Linked DNA regions of Homo sapiens: region 2 is linked to region 1. Evidence: chromatin contacts called from ENCODE Hi-C data. All regions are on one chromosome and are shown on one strand. Each heading gives the region's core, a stretch centred on a gene start or an enhancer-like site at or near the end of the contact. The rest is flanking DNA. Distances are from core to core; before and after follow the strand shown. Region 1 holds the start of KCNS3 (potassium voltage-gated channel modifier subfamily S member 3). Region 2 has its middle 170 kb from the start of KCNS3.

Region 1 (2,708 bases), core at 142-2,641:
AAATCGCTTGAGTAAATACAGGGAAAGAAACAGGAAAGGCTTCTGAACTGTTTGTACTCATCTGCTCCAGTATTTTCAGAGGGTAGGGTGAAAGACAAAAAACCCGAACGAAGGCTCCGGGCCAACCACAAAGCTACTCTCCGGCAGGAACGTAAGGAACACCTACCGCCCCTCCCCCCACTTCACGCCTTGGCACCAAACCAGGGCCCCTGGGTCATTTTGGCAGGTGGAGGTAGCTCTTTGCTGTCCTCTGCCCCTGCTGCGGGCCACCCGAGTGAAGCTTTCGGCTCGGTCTCCCCAGACAAAACCGGGGGGAGACATCAAGAATGCAAAAGGTGCTCCTTTCTCCAAATGAACGAGAAGGGACAGAGCGGGGTTGGGGGTGCAGGACAAGCCCTGCAATGCGAAAGGCGCCCAGCCAGGCTCGCCGCGGCCCCTGCCGGCAAGACTGGCTCGCTTGCTAGCCAAGGTGCCTCAGGAGGTCGGGCAGCCACCCAGAAAGGCGCGAAAAAAAAAAGAGGAGTTCCTGACCCCGGGGTGACCCTTCCCCACCACTGCCACTGATCCAAACGCAGAGTCCGCAAGTGACTCCACACCTGCGCTGCAAGCCTCACGCCGTCCCCACCCAGGGCGCAGCGCTGCACGAGAGCAAGGGCCCTGGGTTCGCTCTTCCCTGCAACTGTCGCGGGGCGCCTAGCACAGCTGCAGGGCAAAGGGGAGGGGAGGAATGACAAAGAAGGCGGAGCAGACGGCCCGGGAAGCATTTACAAGCGCCAGGAAAGCGCCTCCTCTCGAGGAAGGGAAGGAACGGCTTCCCGGCCAAGGAAACGCCCCGGGGATGCCCCTACGCGAGGTGCCGCCTTTCTTCGGCTCATCGATTCTCCCGCCTCCAGGTGGTCCTCCCCCTGACCATAGCCCACCCCACTCCCCGAAAGCTGATCCTAAATACCTTCCCCGAGGCTTTCAAATCAACCCAGCCACCGCTTCAACAGCCCGCAGTTCACGCAACAGGCGGAGCCTTAGGGCTCCAGCGACGGCGGGCTCTGGGGACCAGAGGATGCGGGCGCCGCGGGCCAGACGCCCAGAAGGACGGAAAGTGCTCTGCGGCCGTAGACCCTCGGGGTCGTGCACCCGCGACCTGGACCACAGGAGACTGGGGCAGCAAAAGGTGGGGGAAGGCGCGGTAAAGTTGCAGGGTCGCCCGGAGAAGTCTCCGGAGCGCGCAGGGAGGTGGGGACGCCAGCCAGGTACCTGCAGGAGTCCGGACGCATCCAGCTAGCTCCGCTCTGCGACGCCGCCTGCCCGCGCTGCAGGGATCAGGCCTCGCGGCGCGGCCCCGCGCCTGCCGCCGCGGCGGCGAGGAGAGCGGGGTGGCCCGCGTCGGCCGGTCTGTCCGTCGGTCCCGCCCCGCTAGAGCGAGGCTCCCGGGAGCTGCGGGCGGGGCGGGGCCGGACGGGACGGGGCGGGGCCCGCCGCTCGGCCGCCGCCCCATTGGTCGCAGCTCCGCCAGCCCCTCGCTTCGGGCCCGCAGCCGGGCGCCCCGGGCCGAGGGCGCGGGCGGCTGAGGACTGCGGGGCTCCGACCGCCAGACAGGCGGACAGACCCATAGACCTAGATGCTGCCCTGCCGGCCGCGCGCCCCCGCCCAGGCCCAAGTGCAGAGTCACCCCGGAGCGGCAGGCGCTGTCCGGGTGGGACCAGGAGCGCGCCCCGCGCCTCCCACCTGCGCGCCCTCCTGGGCCGGAAGCGCCGTGGCCCTGCGGGAAAAAGATGACCTCCCCCGCGGCCCCGGCGGCTGGGGCAACCGCCTTTCTAAAGTCGCGGCCCAAGCGACACTTTGCTAATTTGCCTGGATTTCCTCAGGAAATCGCGAGGCCCAAACTTGTTTTAAAACAAAGTGCGAAGGAGAGTACATATAGCTCCAGTTCCTGCCAATGTTTGCCATCGGTCCCGCTGCCTGAAGACTCAGGCACAGTGCAGAACAAGATGCTTTGTCTTATTCCTCCACTCACCGAGTCAGAAGAGGTGCTTGGACATTTGCACCAAGCAGATGCGCCTCATATGTAGAAGAGGAACCAGTCGGGTCCCCTTTCGGAAGGACGAATGGAAGAGGAAGTCAGGGGACGATGCCTTCAGCCGACGTTGAGGAACAAACCAGGACCTCGGCGAGGACAGCGTGTGGTCCAGAAGGCATCGCTGGCCTCGCTGCACTGAGCGAGAGCGCTCAGTTAACAGCCAGGAGGAGAAATGGGACGCTTCGGGACCCACCCCCGCGCTCCCCCTCCCGCCCCCAAACTGCAGATTTTTAAGTTGTGCAGACGTGGAACAATTCCTCGGAGCCAGCTGCTCCAAGCTAAGGCGCCCAGTGTTCCCTGGGTTCCTACCCGCAGCATACGCCCTGCCAGCTGCCCCCAAGCCAGCACCCGCTGACCACTCACCTCAGGCAAGCACCTAGGAAGACGATGCAGATTCAAGCTCCAGACCTTGAGCCAAGCGCTGGGGAGGGAATGGGGGCAAAGAGATGGTGGAAAACACTTTCCTGAACTTACTGAATACCCTATGTTATGTGTGGGTTTTCTAATTGTTCTTTGCTTAATGAAAAACCCACGTTGGAAATCAGAAAAAGGCAGTAATCCTCACCGTATCTTGTGGGCTTCAAAGAGGAGGTTTTCCCCTTAAAGGGAGTTTTGGTCCAGAGGAGAGGCTAAC
Region 2 (2,708 bases), core at 85-2,584, 170 kb before region 1:
GAGTCAGTGCCTTGTTCAGAGGGAGTGACCTCTGAACTTTCATAGCTTTCCTAGCTTGTGTGTCAGAGCAGGCAAGGGGGTCAGCCTCTAGTAAAACTGGCTCCTACCTTCATCGAGCTCCCACAGCATGGTCTTGAACTCATTTCTCACTTCTCACTTCTTATCTTCTCAGACAGATAAGTCTCTACCATTGTATTGTGAGCCCCGAGGGTCAGGATCAAGTGGATTCCTGCCTGAGTCTCCTACAGCCAAGCACAGGACCCAGCCAACGGGAAACGTGAGCTCCAGCAGTCCCCATTTAATCTCTGCAGGCCCATGTGCCCAGGGCCCAGAACCAGTGGGACACTGAGAAGAGCCCCACCTGAGGCCAGGCTGCTGCAGCAGGCACACCTGTTCTTCTAGGAGGCCATTGGATACAGCACCCACCACATCAGCCCATCAGCCCTGGCTTCATGTGTCAGGTGAGACCCATCATCCCACCTAATCAACACCTTTTCCAGGTTCCACCCCTTCCCCGCTGTTTGAGAATAATAACTTTTGAAAGAAAAATGTATAAAAATGATTGTTATGCTAAGCAATCTATAGTACCCAGAAGAGCAAATCCAGAAAAATATTGTGCTTGTATCTTTTAATCTATATTTATATTTTTACAGTGTTTGCTTTTATCTGGAAAAGATACACTATATATGTTGTGAGCTGAACTGTGTCCCCCAAATTCCACTTATTAAAATCCTAACCCCCAATACTTCAGAATGTGACTATGTGGAGATAAGGTCTTTAAAACATACCTGCATACCCCATCGTCTGGGCCACCCCAAAACTGCAGGTAAAAAGCAGAGTTGTTTAAGGTCTTTAAGAAGGTAATTAAGTTAAAATGAAAACATCAGGTTGGGTTCTCGTGCCCTCATCAGAAGAGGAGGCTAGGACACAGACACACACAGAGGGAAGAGCATATGAAGACACAGGGGAAGGCTGGGGACATCCAAAGCCAAGGAGAGTGGCCCAGGAGAAGCCAACTCACCAGCACCGTGAGCTTGGATTTCAAGCCTCCAGAACTATAAGGAAATACATTTCTGTTTGTTAAGCCACCCAGTCTGTGGTTCTTGGTTATGGCAGCTAAAGCAGGTAATATAGTACAGCATATCAAATGTTTCTTGCAAAAATCCATCCTTCCATAAATATACCCTCACAGAATTCTGATGTTCACTTTCTGTTTCTAAACACTGTGAAATATTTTAATTTGGGAAACAAATGGACTATGTATACATTTGTGTACTGACTAATAAAAAAATGCATTCCAGTGTAGCCAGAATTACTTTCGGTGTTGAGAACCCCAGCACCAAACCCCTATTCACCCTGACTAATCCATTACAGTGATAAGCCCGGATACAGAAGGACTTGGAAGGAGCACTGGTCCAGTTTCCAGAAATGTTGGATGAGGAAGAAGAGAACGGGAAGGCGGTGGTGGCGGTGGTAGCGTCCTACACCAAGATAATGAAGCCAGAGAAGGTGAAGACGTTCTGAGGACTTTTTGAGAAAATCATCTTATCCAGTGTCCCCCTTGAACTGCACAGAGGGGGTGGTACAGTGTCATGAAAGTCACAGGGGTGGAATGTTTTGAGGAGGGCATGTTAGCAGCATCGAATGCTCAGTTCACAGAGAGATAGGTTGGTGGAGTGCCAAGGGAGGATTTAATAGTCTCAGAGAGGCCTGGCAGTCTGGGGGCAGGGAGTGGCTGGAATGTGCCCTGAGGCACATGACTTAATCTTGAGCCATAGTTTCCTCCGTTATGAAACAGTTCATAATCTCACCTGTCACACAAGGCTTTTGAGATGATCAAATGATGTAAATCCCCTGTGAACAAATCATTAGACTGTGAGTACAGTAGTCCCCCCTTATTCATGGGGGATATGTGTCAAGACCCCCGGTGGATATCTGAAACCACATAGAGTATGAGATCCTATATATACTATGTACAAATTTCTTTTTCCATCTTCACAATTTCTCAAATAGATTTGTTCTCACTGCAGTTCTTCACAACCTCAGCATATGATTTTGTTTCTTTATTAAGTTGAGAACTTTCACCTTTCACTTAAAGAAAGCACTTTATGGCTTCTCTTTGGCATATTCAAATTGCCAGCATCACTGCTTTTGCACCTTGGGCCATTATTAAATAAAATAAAGGTAACTTGAACACAAGCATTGCCATACTGTGACAGCTGATCTGACAACCTAGAGGGCTACAAAGTGACAGGTGGGGAGGGTAGAGAGCATGGAGACACTGGACAAAGAGAGGATTCATGTCCCCGGCAAGACAGAGCAGGATTACATGAGATTTCATCATGCTATTCACAATGGCAGACAATTTAAAACTTATGAATCGTTTATTTCTGGAATTTTCCACTTAAAATTTTCAGACTGCCATTGACCATGGGTAACTGAAACCTCAGAAAGCAAAACCAGAATGCGTTAACAGAGTAGGTCTATGTTAGGCACAGCTGCAAGCACAGCTGACTCCTTGGGCCACCATGAGGACAATCAGTTAATTAGCCCTGGGAATGACCTAACATAATATGACCTAATTTAGCCCTCTGTGTCGCCAAATGAAATCAGCTGCTTGCTTTTTGCTTTTATAAAACTGCTTGAAGCACTTTGAAATTATTTAGGATAAAGAAGGAAACAAGCTCTGAGTGGGCTTGCATTTGATA

Evidence for each region. A loop is a pair of places that touch in the nucleus more often than their neighbours do. Pooled maps may share reads with other maps.
Region 2: a loop to region 1 is called in a map of PC-9, with 7 times the contacts of the local background. The contact joins the enhancer-like site here to the promoter of KCNS3 in region 1. A Hi-C loop is called at or near these places in 2 of 168 maps with a recorded cell type or tissue (PC-9 and gastrocnemius medialis) and 6 of 50 pooled maps.

The regions. Positions count from the first base shown.
Region 1 is chr2:17,877,350-17,880,057 of GRCh38, reverse strand. KCNS3 (potassium voltage-gated channel modifier subfamily S member 3) reads right to left here and starts at 1,391. Exons shown (of 3, transcript NM_002252.5): 1 at 1,252-1,391. RefSeq lists silencers at 1,271-1,320, 1,411-1,610, 1,621-1,780.
Region 2 is chr2:18,047,122-18,049,829 of GRCh38, reverse strand. No RefSeq gene overlaps it. Among named protein-coding and RNA genes, the nearest start is that of KCNS3, 170 kb to the right of the region's middle. RefSeq lists an enhancer at 1,186-2,385. Within about 2 kb of position 1,334, at least 4 of the 41 ENCODE cell types and tissues checked have a DNase peak (open chromatin) inside an H3K27ac peak, as active enhancers do; they include PC-9 and gastrocnemius medialis, where a contact is called at or near this core.